4 separate regions of the Homo sapiens genome follow, and all the other regions are linked to region 1. A link is a contact called in ENCODE Hi-C or POLR2A ChIA-PET data. All regions are on one chromosome and are shown on one strand. Each heading gives the region's core, a stretch centred on a gene start or an enhancer-like site at or near the end of the contact. The rest is flanking DNA. Distances are from core to core; before and after follow the strand shown. Region 1 holds the start of COQ8A (coenzyme Q8A). Region 2 has its middle 48 kb from the start of ITPKB-IT1. Region 3 overlaps ITPKB (inositol-trisphosphate 3-kinase B). Region 4 holds the start of ITPKB-IT1 (ITPKB intronic transcript 1).

Region 1 (3,470 bases), core at 614-3,113:
AGAACATGGACTGCGGGGAGGGCATGTGAATGTGCAGAGAGGAGCACCCAACAGCCGACCAGTGCCCAGCCACAGACGCCACAAGGCACAGTCTCCATTCTCCTTGGAAGAAAGGCCTCCCCTACCCCTAGGAAGAACGGAGCCTGACACAGAGCTTGTGTTCGCCCATATCACACACACTTAGAATTCTGTTCTTGGGAACTCAGGCAGATCTCTGGGGAGCCGATGGGGGACTGTGAAATTAGGTTCACTTCTGGATTTCATTATAATAAAGCAGGCCCCTATCCCCAATTTTAGGCATCAACATAGAACAGCTAACTTTAAATTTTTCCAAGTGATAATATAAAACAAACGACTTTCAATTAAGTTAAATGTCAATATTTGTGAACCGAAAAGTACCTGTATCAGTTTAGAAATTTATGTTGCGAAGGTGAAGGACTCGCGCCCAGAAGACAGGTCTGTGCCTTTCTCCAAAGATGATTTTGAGGGCTTCAATATTTAAAGGGGAAAAGCAGGCTGGAGGGGGAAGATGGAAGGTATGTTCACATTATTGAAGCCACATGTTGCGATAAAGGGAGCAGGTAGGGCAACAGTTATGTATTTGGCGCTCAGTAAATCGGCACTTTACACAAGATAAGGTGAACATAGAGTGGAGATACTTCACCTTTAATCTGTAGCTATCTGCTTAGGAACAAAAGGAAAGGCAGTTGCATGACTCAGCTTTCAGTTTAATTTTTTTTCCTTTTGGCAGAGTGAATTTTCGTTTCACAATACCAAAAAAAAAAAAAAAAAAAAAGCGGGGGGAGGCTCAGAATAAGGAACAATCCTTTGGCTTGAGTATTTCATTTCATGAAAAACTAAATTGTTATTTCTTTTTTCCACAAGAACGATTAACAGAGCTGCAGACCAGTGTTTGGGGTCATCTGAGTGGAAATTGTCGAGCCGACTTTGGCTCATACGTTCCTTTTCTCGTTAAGGAGGGAGTGACGGGGCAAATCTGCGTGCTGCTGGTGGCGGTGCCTCCCAGGGCTGCTCGGCGGGGACGCCGAGGGCTGCACCCGAGCTCCATCCCGTGTTGGCTGCGCGCCCTCCAAAACCCCGGCTGTCAGCGACTGCGGGCACCTGCACGCCGACGAGACCGGCGGGCGGACAGCGACTCCGGTGAGGGTACTATCTCTCTACCCTCGGGGCGCGGGTGGCAGAGGCTTCCTGTTTTGAGGATGGCGCCACACAAAACAAGCATCCTTAGCCTGAAGGGCCCCGGCCGAAGGGCCGGAAGTGGAAGTGCGCGGCCTTGCCCGCCGCGTTTCCCCTCCTCGGAGTGCTTTTTGTGGACCCTGGGCAAGGGGCTCTTGCTACATAGAGAGGAGCAAAGAACAGGCATCGCCCGGTCCTTAAAGCGGCGGCACCCTCCACGCCCCGCAGTCGCGTCTGCTTGGTCCACAGCCTCCCCTCCCAGGCCCGCGCAGAGGCCCAGCAAGCACCAGTCTGGAGGCAACAAGCACGCAGGGGTGCCTTTGCGGCCACGCACACTGCATCGCAGTGAAAAAGGCTCCCGTTCTCAAGGCGCATGCGCGCAGGCCAGCAACTCCAAAGCCAGGCCTCCAGCCCCGGTTTGCTAGAGAGAAAGGTAGCCGGGAGGTGGGGAAAAGGAGAACAGGAGGGCCCTGTCCGCTAAGGTAGCCTCCCATTGGCTCCTCTTGCTCCGCTCTCGGTCGCGATTGGCTACGGGCCGGGAGCACGGGCCGAGCACGCTCCCACGCGCAGAGCGGCATTCGGCAGGCGGACGGCGGTGCAGCCAATGGGAGCGGCCCGCGGGGCGGGGCTTGTGAGCTGGGGCTCCCCCGGAGCGGGCGAGTTGGTAAACAGATCCGGAGCGCGTGGCGGGCGTCAGCGCGGTGGCCAGCGCGCAGAGGCGGGCGCGGAGGCGGCTAGAAGGTGACCGCGGATCCCAGCTTCCTGCAGCCAGGTAAGGCTGCCACCCGCCGGCCCGCCGCGTGCCCAGGCGCCGTCTGGCTGCGGCCAGAGCTGGGGTCAACACCCACCTCAGCCCTTCTTGCATTCTCTTCATGTGACAGCGCAGCTTCCCCGCGAGTTTCGCTGGCCGCGAGCCTCAGGTCCGGACGCAGTGGGGGCGCCTCAGTTGCAGGGTGGGTCCTCTGCAGCCGTCTCACGTCCCTGGGTCCACCTCAGCCCCTCGTTCCTGCTTCGGGGAGGAGACGAGGGCCACGTGCAGAGCCTTGGGTCCCTGGAACACGCCCGCTGCTTGCCCGACCGCCTTCCCGCTGCCGAATGCCCGTTGCCCATGCCCTTTGGTCGCCAATACAGCTTTGATGCTTCGCTTTCTAATAATGTTGTTCTTCACTCCCAGACCCCCTTGCACTGTGTGTCTGGGGCTCTAGGCTCGTTGCCGCTGGCTGCAGGTTTGGGTGAGAACTTTGACTTCCTTGGCTGGAGCCAGCTGTTGGGCTTCGCAGGTGGGAATTTTGTGTGAACTTGGGACAGGGGATCCTTTTTGATCCTTTCTTCCTTTCGCTTTTCTTTGGCCTTTCCTCTTCTCCAAACTCTGGGGGGTCTTGTGAGTGGTTTGGGCTTACTCCCCTAAACTCGAACCTTTCCGAGGCTCATTCTCACCCATTGCACAGAGGTAACAGCCCCTCTGCCAAACCCTCTTTGGGCGATGGGGAGTGCTGCAGGGGCAGGTTTGGGTGTTGGGACTCCCCATTTGGGTGAGAGATGTCAGGTTCCTGAAGGGTGAGAGGCTTGTGTGCAGTCTTCCAGCCTGAGTCGGGCCTACAGCCTGTTGAAAAACTTGTGCACGTTCACTTGGGCCTTGGATCTACGTGACAGGATTGAGTAGCTGGTCATGCCAGGCCTACCTGATTGCCAAAGGATTTGAACATTCCTTGATGCCAGCCTGCCAGTTGTCACGCTGTGGATGGGTAGGTCATCCTGGCAGGAGGGCTCTTGGGAGACTCTTCTTTTGGAGGAAGGCCTTTCTCCCGAGGAGAGACAAAAGGGGAGCTACAGGAGCAGCATCTGTAAGACTCAGGCGGCTGGGTGCGGTGGCTCACGCCTGTAATCCCAGCACTTTGGGAGTCCGAGGCGGGTGGATCACCGTAGGTCAGGAGTTCGAGACCAGCCTGGCCAAAATGGTGAAACCCCGTCTCTACCGAAAAAAAAAAAATACGAAAATTAGCCGGATGTGGTGGCGGGCGCCTATAATCCCAGCTACTCAGGAGGCTGAGGTGGGAGAATTGCTTGAACCTGGGAGGCAGAGGTTGCAGTGAGCCAAGATGGCGCCAGTGCACTCCCCTCTGGGCAACAGAGCGAGACTCAATCTCAAAAAAAAAAAAAAAAGGCTCAGGCAATGGCTTAGAGTGTTTTGTTCAGCCTTGCAAATGGTGCGGACTATGCAGAATCGTAATGATTTGGGGCCTAATGTTGAGCAACTCAAAGGAAAAGTGAAC
Region 2 (3,470 bases), core at 465-2,964, 310 kb before region 1:
GTTGGGAAATTTTTAAGTAAGCAAAAAACTGTAAGGTAGAAAAGAAAAACCTTTGGGAGGCCAAGGCGGGTGGATCACAGGAGGTCAGGAGTTCAAGACCAGCCTGACTAACATGATGAAACCCCATCTCTAATAAAAATACAAAAAATTAGCCAGGTGTGGTGGTGGATGCCTATAATCCTAGCTACTTGGGAGGCTGAGGCAGGAGAATCGCTTGGACCTGGGAGGCGGAGGTTGCAGTTAGCCAAAATCGCGCCACTGTTCTCCAGCCTGGGCAATAAGAACAAAACTCTCAAAAAAAAAAAAAAAAAAAGAGAAACCACTCATTATCCCATCACTCAAACCAATCTCTGTTAATAATCTGATGTTTTTCTTTTAATTCTGAAACTTCAGGACTCACTGGCACATCCACTTCTCAATTCTGCATTTCTCACTGAGTGCGGCAGTGTGTGTCTGCCTGCCTGCTGCGCCCCAGCAATCCTCTGATGCTATCCCCATGACTCCTGCCCAGGTCTGGTTCCTGAACTCCAGGCCCACGTGTCCAGTTGGCCTCAGATGTGGATGTCCCACAGCCACCTGTAACTAGATGTGTCTCAACTAAACTCATTCCCTGCTCCCCTGCCCTCCAGTCCTGCCTGTCCTCCCATGCTCCCAGCTCAGGGTGGGCCATCCCCATGCTTCTGGCCTACCAGCCAGTCATTCTCGGGACACCCAGGCCCACGATGTTACAGCCACAGTGGAAGGGCATCCATGCAACCTCATCGTCATCTCTCCTGCTCATGGCCTTGACCTCACTTCAGGACCCCATCATCTCTCCTCTGCTTCACCTGACCTCCTCCTAATGAATCTCCTCGCATTGTCTTCCCTTCTTTAAGCCACAGGCAGCCAGAGTGACCCCATCACATGCAAATGTGATCTCATCATGCCCCACCTTGACAGCCTCCAAGGACACCTGCTTGTCACTGCAGGAAAGTCCATGCGCCTCACCCTGGCTCCCCAGGTCGTGATCCAGCCCTGACCCCTTCACCAGCTCCACAAGGGTCCTCTGCTCCCACTGCCTGGAGTGACTCCAGATGAAGCATGCTCTGGAGGTGCCTCTGTGACCTTCATGTTCTGCTCCATCCTCCAATCTCCTGGTGCCACGTCCTCTGCAAAGCCTCCCTTCAGTGACCTTCTTGTCCCTCTCCTGGGTCAGGCCTCCTCTGTACTCCGTGGAGCCCCATGTTTGCCCCACCACGGCCCTCTTCACACTGCATGCCATGTGCCTGCGAACCCGACCACTGCCACGCCATGCCCTATATCTGGGTTCTAATCCTGGCTCTGGCATTCACTAGCTGTGCAAACTTGGTCAAATTATTCAATCTCTCTGAGCATGTTTCCTAATTTATACATGTATTTATGATAACACTAATAGCACCCCCCTCAACTGGGGGTGCTAGTAGTGTACAGATGAAATAAAGTAACCGGTGTACAGTGTGCACCACCCTGCCCAGCACACAGGAAGCCCTCCCTAACCTTTGGTTTTGGCGATTCCTTCATCATTGCCATGGTCACTGCCTTTCTGCCAGGGCAAAGATGTAGCCAGGCTGGGAGAAGCCATGAAAGAAAGGGAGCTTTCTCTTCTCCAGGGCATTCCTGGGGGTACAGGATTGGACGTCGCTGAGCTCCTGACCCGTCTTCCTTTTCTTCGGGCACCTTGTAATGCACCCGACCGTCCAGAAGGGGGCAGCCTCTGCAGGCGGCGCCAGGCTATTTCAGACGCCTCTGTAGGCGGCCCTCTTGATCTCACTCCAGCACGTGTTCTCAGAAAGCATGACTAAAATTGGGCATTTTTTTTTCCATTGAAATAAAAACAGGGCTGCTGTCGACAGCAAACTGGCTCTGTAAGATACTGTTTGTCCATAATTTGCAGAAGCTATTTTTAAAATAACCCAAACACATGTTGCCACATTGAAAGCCACAGAAATTAGCATTGCACTTTTTCCCCCCAAAACTGCTTTACTCATTCACAAGTTTGAAAAGGTACAGGTTGGAAGTTAGAAACCGTCCAGGATGTTAGTTAGCAACAGATGCACCGTTATCGACCCCAAATTCAAATGTTGAAGCCCTAACCCTTCATGTGTATTTGGAGATAGGGCGTGTGAGGAGATGGTAAGGGTTGAATGGGTCATAAAGGTGAGGCCCTAACCCAATAGGGCTAGTTGCCTTATAAGCAGAGGAGTGTGCTCTCTGCAGTGTGAGGACGTAGTGAGAAGGTGGCTGTCTGCAAGCCAGGAAGAGAGCCCTCCTTAGAAACTGAACTAGCCTGGCCTTGATCTTGGACTTTCCACCCTCCAGACCTGTGAGAAAATACATTTCAGTTAAGCCATGCAGTGTGTGCTGTGTTTTTATGGCAGTCCAAACAGACTGAGACAGGTGTCTGATGGCACTTTGACCCTCTCTTGTATTATTGTTGTCATTATTACATCAACTCGTTATTTTCTTGTTTAAAAAAAACCCTGCAAGCCCTCATGTCTTGCTAAAGCATGAAATCCATCTTCTCACTCCTGGTTTGCCATTCCCTTTCTCACTTGCTTGTTGAATTTGTCATCTCAGGCCCATGCATGGCACTTGAAATGCCAGGAGCGGGCCACAGCTGTTGCAGTAAAACAGCAAGAAAAATGACTTGTCCACTGTTTCGAGGTGTTTGTGGGAACTAGGATAATATTCCGTGTTTCTGTGGGAGGGCATGGGAGCCAGCCTGTGAGCTAAAGAGTAAACTTGGTTCTGCACAGTCAGTCTGCTGTGAGGAGAGAGGACTGGGGTGTGGGGGGTGCCTAGGTTGTGCTCCCCTGAAGGGTTTCAGAGAGCCCAGAACAAAAACAGTGCCTCCTTAGAGAGACCCAGGGTCCCCACCTGCATTAGTCCATTTTCACACTGCTATAAAGAACTACCTAAGACTGGGTAATTTATGAAGAAAAAAAAGGTTTCATTGACTCACAGTTCTGCATGGTTGGGGAAGTCTCAGGAAACTTACAATCATGGCAGAAGGCAAAGAGGAAGCAAGGCACGTCTTACGTGGTGGCAGGAGAGAGTGAGCGAGGCGGGGAAATGCCAAACACTTTTAAAACATCAGATCTTGTGGGAACTCACTTATATCATGAGAACAGCAGGGGGGAAACCACCTCTATGATCCAATCACCTCCCACCAGGTCCCTCCCTCGACATGTGGTGATTACAATTCAAGATGAGATTTGAGTGGGGGGACACAGAGCCAAACCATATCCCCACCCCACCCCAACTCCCCCAGTCCTGCTGGAGAGCAAGTCCTGCCAGTTGATCTTGGGGGCTAGAGCCAAGGGTTGCTGCAACTCAGCTGTCCATACTCCACAGGGCCTGGCCAGGTCCCCAAACCAGGACTCAGCTTGACAACGGCTGTCTCAGTAGTCCCAGAATAGTGCTGGTGCCGGGGCAAACCCCGCTGCTGTGGA
Region 3 (3,470 bases), core at 466-2,965, 300 kb before region 1:
CATGGCAGAATGAACCAGCTACCCCACAGGCATCCCGCAGGTGCCTCTCGCCTGGCTTTCGGTGCCAGGCACCGTCTGGGCTAAATGGAGAGTCCTCGGCAGAGGGCTGACAGCTGGGCAGGGCTAGAAGCCACTCTGCTCTGAGGCCTGAGCCCCCTACACAGCCATCCCGCCTGAGGAATAGGCTGATGTCTCCAAATGTCTGGCCTTGGGGCGGGCCACCCACATTCTGAGCCTGTGCCTGGAGAAGCTTACAGCTTCCAAAGGGCGCTGAGAGAAGCCAAGCCCCCTGAGGTGGGCACGGGTGGGGCCCGAGGCTGCCCTCACTCGCCGGCCTCACCTTGATTCCCTCGATCCTGAACCCCAGGGTGGCCGTGGAGCTGATGGTCTCCCGCCACTGCATGTACCGTGGCTTGGTCACAGCCCGCTGTGCTTTTTCCTCCTCGGTGGGGGCCTCGGGGTCCACCTCGATCATCTTCTGGTACATGTCCTTCCGCAGGCTGGGCTTCTTCCGGGCCTTCGTGAGCTCCTCCTCCAGGTAGGTCCTACGTGGGAGGGAAGGCGACATGAGGGCCGAGGCCTGGGGCAGGGCTCACCAGCAGCTCCTTTCCTGCCTGGTGGATGAAGGTTTGGGGCGTGTGTTGCCCAACAGCTGCAGTCAGCTCAGTGCCCTGAGTCAAGGCACGTCTTTCCGAGGGGACGGCAGACTCTGTTCCAGCTGGGGCTGGCTCTAATTTTTCTTTTCTTTTTTTTTTAGACAATTTTTTTAGTAGATAAGGGAGTCTCGCTATGTTGCCCCGGCTGGTCTCAAACTTCTAGCCTCAAGTGATCCTCCCACCTTGGCCTCCCAAAGTGCTGGGATTACAGGTGTGCACCACCACCCAGCCTGGGGTTGGCTCTTGATCCAGGAGAAAAGGTGCAGCCTCACTGAATCGGACTGCCTTCACTTTCACTCCAAGCCCATCGGCTGGCCTCACAAAGCCCAAGGAGCTCCTCCTCGGGAGACCCCCACAGGAACCAGCAGAAGAAGGAAGACGGAGGCAGGGCAGCAGGGGGTGTCGGGGGTGGCTGGTCCTGATCCTGCTGCTACGGTGGAGCTAAGAGAGGGGACTGGGGGCAGGGTCTACTCAGGGCCCCACTAGATCCCCTTGGCTGCCTCGGCCCTTCCATAAAGCGAGGGCTTCCAAAGCCAGAACCTGTCCTGGTGGGAGAAGTGGTCTGTCCTCAAGTCCCCATCTCTGCTGCTCTCAGGCAGCCTGAAGGCTGAGCCTGCCCATAAGTGTCTCTGGCTCTTTCCAAAGAGGTGAAATCTTCTGGAGCACAAAGTTCAGGTCAGAAAGTGGCCTTGGAAGGGGTCCCAGTGTGGATGGAGAAGGCCGTATTGTGGGGGAAAGGCAGGGGGCTCCCTCAGCCTCTGCTCATCCCAGAGACATGCCTGGTGCACCCCACCCCATCGACACCAGGCCTCCTCATAGGTGAGCCCCCAGTCCAAAAAGCCTGAGAAAATGCTTCCAACTCAACTGCCTCACGGCCCTGGCCTCCACACGAGCAGCTCCAGCTGAACTGGCGGGGACCACCTAGACACTGGGGAAGGTAACAGGGGCAGGGACAGCAGAGCACTTGAGCAGCCGGGGGCTGAATCGCTGGCCCTGAGCTGCCGGGACACGCCACCTCCCCCAGCACACAGCTCTGCGCTTCTACCTTCTCCAGAGCAGAGGTGGGGTGAGTCATCCCACCCCCGCTCCTCTGCTCTCCTTTTAGAGCCCCAGTCTCCCTACACAACAGGCTCAGAGGCTGCCCACAGCCCTTGAGGAGGCAGAAATCAGCAGTGTCAGTTGCAGGATGGGGAAGTTTTCTCCCCTTTGCCCTGTGTGGGCGGGAGCTGCCCACAGAGGCCCCGCCCGCCTGCCCTCCACCTGGCCCTCCACTCTTCCTGCATCTGTCTCCCAGGCCTTGTTCCAACACTGCCCACCAACTTCTCCAAGTTGCTGGTTTGGGACCCAGAACAGACTAAACAAAAACTACAGCCTCTTAAAAATGACAGGCTTTAGAAACCACTGTATTAATTGAAATTTGCACGGAAAGAAAAGGGAAGAAAAAAACAAATCCTTTGGGTGTGAACTTAGGCCTGGCTGGTTAGGACCTTCCAGGAGGTGATGAGGGCTGGAGGGGGAAGTCAGTAGCTTTGGGTTGGGCCCTTGCATGCACACACAACCATGTGCGCACATACACACACATGTGCTCATGCACACACATGCACATAAACGCGGACTCCTGTGCACCACTGCACACACACAGGTGCACCCATGCAGGACACGCACAGAGCACACCCCTCACATGCAGAGCCAGGTCAGTGGTGACGGGGGCATTGAGGCAGGGGCTGCGTGTGCATCCATGTGTGTACTGTGTAGAAAAGGGGCAGCCAGGCTGTGGGAGGGACTCCTGAGGGCGCTGTAGGGGACCGCATGGTGGGTGGCTGCACTTCTGCAAAGAGCTCTCAGCACCCCCTTAAACAGGAAGCAGACCTCAATGTGAAATCCCTTTTCACATGGCCTTTCTCCAAAAAGGGCCCCCGTGGCTCAAAGCGGGCAGTCACTCACTGCCCAGGAGAGGAAAGAGGCTGGGGGGAGATGTCCACAGGGGGTGCCAGCTGGATGGTGGGGCGGGATGCCCACAGGAAGGTGAGGCTCAGCCCCTCCCCACACTCCCCTGCCTGCCCGAGACAAAGTCGAAGCTCCAAGCCATGCAGGGAAGCAGAGACCTGCTCGCCCACTCACAGGACGCTGGGGGAGGAGGGGACTCAAGATCAGGTGGAGGAAGTGCTCCTTTGAGACAGGCCAGCCCAGGGAGCCAACAGGTGGCAGGCGAAAGCCACCCAGAGCTCCTAGGTGCTAGGGGCGGGCTCTCACCTGCACTCCCCAGGCCCCTGGTCCCAATGTCAGGAAGACAGTGTTGACTCTCCAGGACAAGTCACAAATCTCAGAGCATGCCCCAGAGCCACTGAGCACATGTCGGCGGGAGCCAGAGTCCCAAGAAGCCCCGACGTGCAGACGCCACCAGCAACTGCATCACATTCTCCTTAGTGCCACCCTTCTGCCCCCGCCATGCCCAGCATTGTTTGGTGACCGGCCCTTCCCTTTCTCTGTGACATGTCTCAAACTCTCTTGCCCTGGGACTCAGCATGTGAGGTAACCCTGGGCTCCAGCCTCCTCACCCTGTCATGGAAAGGCCACATTCTAGAGGTGACCATGAGCAGCCAGTCTTGGGAGAGGCCCTGCAGCCAAGGGTTCTGGATGAACGCATTTGGGGGAAGGCACAGTCCATGGCCCAAATGGAACTAGCCTGGCACCCCAGGGAAATGCCATGGAAGCTGGGTCCCACACAGCCCCCTTGGGAAGGGCTGGGCTGCAGCTGGGGGCCTGATTTGCAGTCAAGCAAGCCTGGTGCAGAACTGCACCAAGCTGCTGCCT
Region 4 (3,470 bases), core at 488-2,987, 270 kb before region 1:
ACTCCAGCCTGGGTGACAGAGCATGACCCTGTCTCAAAAAACAATAAATAAAATAAAACAGGGATGAACTGGAGAAACTGTGAAGGTATAGGTGCTGTCTTGCTTAGGGGTGGGGATGATTTACGGAAGGCTAACACAAGGGCCTTGGTTAGTCTAAAGATAATCACGGCAACTAGGTGGTGGTACCAGGAACTAGTCCACCAAATCCCAACCTGCAGCCAAAAAGTCTCAACTCTCACCTATAAAGGGATCCTTCTAAATTCTCTAGATGTATGGAAATCTTTGACAGGTCTTCTGAAGCCTAGAGTCATCGTATAAACATAGATAAATAGTGTAGATATTGCATAGCTATAGATTGATATGTACATATACCATATACATTAGATATATGCTATATATTTACACTTCTTGGCCTTTCGGCTTTATTATCTATCTCCACAAAGTAGGACAAGACAAGCTTGTTTCCCATTTAAGTTTTTCTATCTGTACTGTTTTGCAAATCCACCAGAGAGTTGCAGGACACTCCTGCTACAGAAAGATTTCTGCCAGGCAGGCTCAGAGACCTGCTCTGTTACTGTTCTATTTAATAACACAAACACACAAATGGGGGCCTTTCTTCCCCATGACTTTCATGGCATGGCTGGGGGCAGAGCTGGGAGGTTTTCACGGCCCATATATCCTCAAACTGCTCCATTTCCCCCCGATCTCAGTTGCCACCCCACTAACTCCGGGGTGATCAGCTCCATACCACAATCATCTCCTGGTGATAGAGTTCCATGGATTTTAAAAGCTGTAAGAAAAACTGAGACAGATTCAGAAGAGATTCTAGTAACCCCAAACCAGCAATTACAAATATTTTTTAAGTATTTATATATACACATTTTTTTTTGAGACAGAGTCTCACTGTTGCCCAGGCTGGAGGGCAGTGGCACCATCTCGGCTCACTGCAACCTCCAACTCCCAGGTTCAAACCAATCTCCTGCCTCAGCCTCCGAGTAGCTGGGATTACAGGCACCTGCCACCACACTTGGCTGATTTTTGTAGTTTTAGTAGAGATGGGGTTTCACCATCTTGGCCAGGCTAGTTTTGAACTCCTGACCTCGTGATCCACCCACCTCAGCCTCCCATAGTGCTGGAATTACAGGCGTGAGCCACTGTGCCTGGCCTAATTTTTGTATTTTTAGTTAGAGACGGGGTTTCACTATGTTGGCCAGGCTGGTCTCGAACTTCTGACCTCAGGTGATCTGCCCGCCTTGGCCTCCCAAAGTGCTGGGATTAAAGGAGTGAGCCACCACACCCAGCCACAAGTTTTAGATACTTAAAATACTTTTAAGTATCTAAAATTAGCACCTCTCTTTAAACCTTTTACTCACCCTTTCCTGACCCTTTCCTTGTATCCCCCATTCCCTTTCGATTTCTTCACCATCCCTATTTGCCTCCTTTTCCTCACTATCTACCCACCAAGTCCTGCTCTGCTCCCATCCCACTTAAGATTTTCGTGTCTATTCTGTATCACCCTTAATGATCCACTGAGGCTGTGAGCTTCCTGTTTACCCACAAGCGTTCAGCGGATCCAGCCATCCTACCAAGGGTTAAAGATGCTGTAGTCCTACTGTGCTGCCTCCGACCCAGTTCCTTCCAAAACAAAGCAGGATGACAAGGTGACTCCACGAGAACTGCGTTTGACCTCTGTGTGGGTTTTCTGTTTCCAAGGCCACAGCAGGGTACTCTGAAAACTCTAAACCAGAAGGAAAGGAGACCTAGCCTTCAGAACTCTGTGTGTATGTGCTTACAGGCAAAAAAAAAAAAAAAAAAAAAAAAAGGAACCAATGAGGTTGTCAGAAGGGGATACTCTGCTGTAACTGGTGTTTACCACGACCCACCGGGTGCTGAGGAGGAAGTGGTTGCTATAACCCCAAGGGGGAAACGCTCGCTTGAAACAGGAAAATAGAACTCTTACAACTTTCCATTAGCAGCGTTCAAGAAGCCGGCCACACTGGGAAACACTTGCACAAGCACTCCCCAGAGTCCTGAGACGAGTGTCAAGACAGTCCAATCACGAAGCACAGATCAGGACACAGATACAGGTCCATGTTTTTTCCAGAACGTCTCAGCACTGGAAAAACTCTCATGATCACTTCCCTTACCTCCAGCAGGCTGAACTTGCAAGGAGCTGTGGGGAGGAGGAAGGAAGGGGAAAATGGCAGGATGACATATTGGAAAGAACGCTGGGCCCAGTGAGGGTCAGAAGACCTGGGCTTTAGTCCCAGTTCTGCGATTTACTAGTGGTGGAACTTTGGGCAAATTACCCAACCTTCCTGCTTCTCGATTTCTACTTCCTCTATAAAACAGGGATATTGTTTACTGCTCTGCTCACATCCTTGGGCTGCTGTGAGAATCCTATGGAATCCTTCATAGGATGAAACTCGTATGTGCTACGCAAATGCTTGTTATCAATGTAAGATTCGAGTCTGCATAAAGCCTTCTTGAGTCCCAGCCTCTTGCTCCTCAAACGCATCCTCTCGGCTACACTTCCACCTGTGCACTTCCTCAACCCACCTTACTTGTAATTCTGCCCACACTTCTGTAGAATTTCTGTAGAAGATCCCATAGTCTGGTCAGAGGAGTATAAGCAAGTCTAAATAACCAAAGTGGGGGGATCTCAACCAAATCATTTGACTCTGGGCTCTGTGCTCCCACATTCTCTCCTCTCCAGAGGTGAAGACTTCATCCTCAATGGCTAATTTGCCTGCTTGGAGGCTCAGATTGGCCCGTGTTCTGAGTCATATTTTCCATTTAGTAAAATGAACATCTGGCTGCTGTATGATGCCTTTTGTGTACCATCACCTAAGCCACAATTACCTGCAAGGTAATTCATACCACTACAGCACGGTGCAAAAACAGGGTTGGTTTGGGATGGTGAAAGTCAGCCATCTTAGTGTCAATCTTGCATGCAAATTCTAATGAAGAAAAGCCACTACCAGCAGGTCCACACACACTCACAAAGAACTCATAAATTATTTTAATCCAAGCGTTCAAAGGGATCCTGGGTCCCAGGAACCATCCTGCTGTTTCATCTCAGTGAGAGGCAAGATGGTTAAGGAAAAACAGCTCTAGTTTCCTCCATCCCCCCAATTCCCCTACCGGTGTGACCTTGACTAGGCCACCCAACCTTCTAAAAACCTTGGCTTCCTCATCTGCAAAATAGGGATAATAACAAGACATGCCCTTCCCGGCTCCCAGGGTTATTATGGCAACCAAGTGAGAAAACAGATGTGAAAGTGCTTTGCAAACCACAAAACACCGTCCAAGTGTGAGGTATTGTTATCTAGCAAAAGTGCCTTGAGAATAACACAGAAATCTGGAAGTATTTTAATTCGTTAATGGACTTATACCACACCTTGACTTAAAAAGGACGTAGGGTAACTGCCTGGAGGAATTCTGAAATAATTTCTAAATAAGTTTATCCA

Evidence for each region. Hi-C counts contacts between places; a loop is a spot of excess contacts on that map. ChIA-PET counts read pairs that join two places held with the same protein, here RNA polymerase II (POLR2A). Pooled maps may share reads with other maps.
Region 2: a map of CD4-positive, alpha-beta T cell shows a loop between it and region 1 (12-fold over the local background). The contact joins the enhancer-like site here to the promoter of COQ8A in region 1. A Hi-C loop is called at or near these places in 11 of 168 maps with a recorded cell type or tissue (B cell, CD14-positive monocyte, CD4-positive, alpha-beta T cell and 6 more), 7 of 37 single-sample maps with no recorded cell type and 18 of 50 pooled maps. POLR2A ChIA-PET finds 5 or more read pairs at or near these places in 8 of 52 experiments (CD4-positive, alpha-beta T cell, GM12878, HCT116 and 5 more).
Region 3: a loop to region 1 is called in a pooled map, with 3 times the contacts of the local background. The contact joins the enhancer-like site here to the promoter of COQ8A in region 1. A Hi-C loop is called at or near these places in 6 of 168 maps with a recorded cell type or tissue (CD14-positive monocyte, CD4-positive, alpha-beta T cell, HCT116 and 3 more), 6 of 37 single-sample maps with no recorded cell type and 14 of 50 pooled maps. POLR2A ChIA-PET finds 5 or more read pairs at or near these places in 12 of 52 experiments (BJ, CD4-positive, alpha-beta T cell, CD8-positive, alpha-beta memory T cell and 9 more).
Region 4: a loop to region 1 is called in a map of naive thymus-derived CD4-positive, alpha-beta T cell, with 4 times the contacts of the local background. The contact joins the promoter of ITPKB-IT1 here to the promoter of COQ8A in region 1. A Hi-C loop is called at or near these places in 2 of 168 maps with a recorded cell type or tissue (gastrocnemius medialis and naive thymus-derived CD4-positive, alpha-beta T cell), 3 of 37 single-sample maps with no recorded cell type and 10 of 50 pooled maps. POLR2A ChIA-PET finds 5 or more read pairs at or near these places in 9 of 52 experiments (AG04450, CD4-positive, alpha-beta T cell, CD4-positive, alpha-beta memory T cell and 6 more).

Annotation. Positions count from the first base shown.
Region 1 is chr1:226,938,431-226,941,900 of GRCh38, forward strand. It overlaps COQ8A (coenzyme Q8A), which reads left to right and starts at 1,864. Exons shown (of 15, transcript NM_020247.5): 1 at 1,864-1,969. RefSeq lists enhancers at 534-1,225, 960-1,009, 1,200-1,299 and silencers at 1,570-1,879, 1,930-2,089.
Region 2 is chr1:226,624,922-226,628,391 of GRCh38, forward strand. No RefSeq gene overlaps it. Among named protein-coding and RNA genes, the nearest start is that of ITPKB-IT1, 48 kb to the right of the region's middle. RefSeq lists an enhancer at 3,019-3,118. Within about 2 kb of position 1,715, at least 2 of the 41 ENCODE cell types and tissues checked have a DNase peak (open chromatin) inside an H3K27ac peak, as active enhancers do; they include dorsolateral prefrontal cortex, where a contact is called at or near this core.
Region 3 is chr1:226,641,581-226,645,050 of GRCh38, forward strand. It overlaps ITPKB (inositol-trisphosphate 3-kinase B), which reads right to left. Exons shown (of 8, transcript NM_002221.4): 5 at 341-545. Among named protein-coding and RNA genes, the nearest start is that of ITPKB-IT1, 32 kb to the right of the region's middle. RefSeq lists enhancers at 866-1,533, 1,798-1,857, 1,968-2,047, 2,658-2,757, 2,868-3,470 and silencers at 1,588-1,882, 2,886-3,108. Within about 2 kb of position 1,716, at least 18 of the 41 ENCODE cell types and tissues checked have a DNase peak (open chromatin) inside an H3K27ac peak, as active enhancers do; they include CD14-positive monocyte, CD4-positive, alpha-beta T cell, GM12878 and 3 more, where a contact is called at or near this core.
Region 4 is chr1:226,673,331-226,676,800 of GRCh38, forward strand. ITPKB-IT1 (ITPKB intronic transcript 1) reads right to left here and starts at 1,738. Exons shown (of 2, transcript NR_103784.1): 1 at 1,587-1,738. The region is part of intron 2 of ITPKB (inositol-trisphosphate 3-kinase B); the gene reads right to left. RefSeq lists a silencer at 2,720-2,869.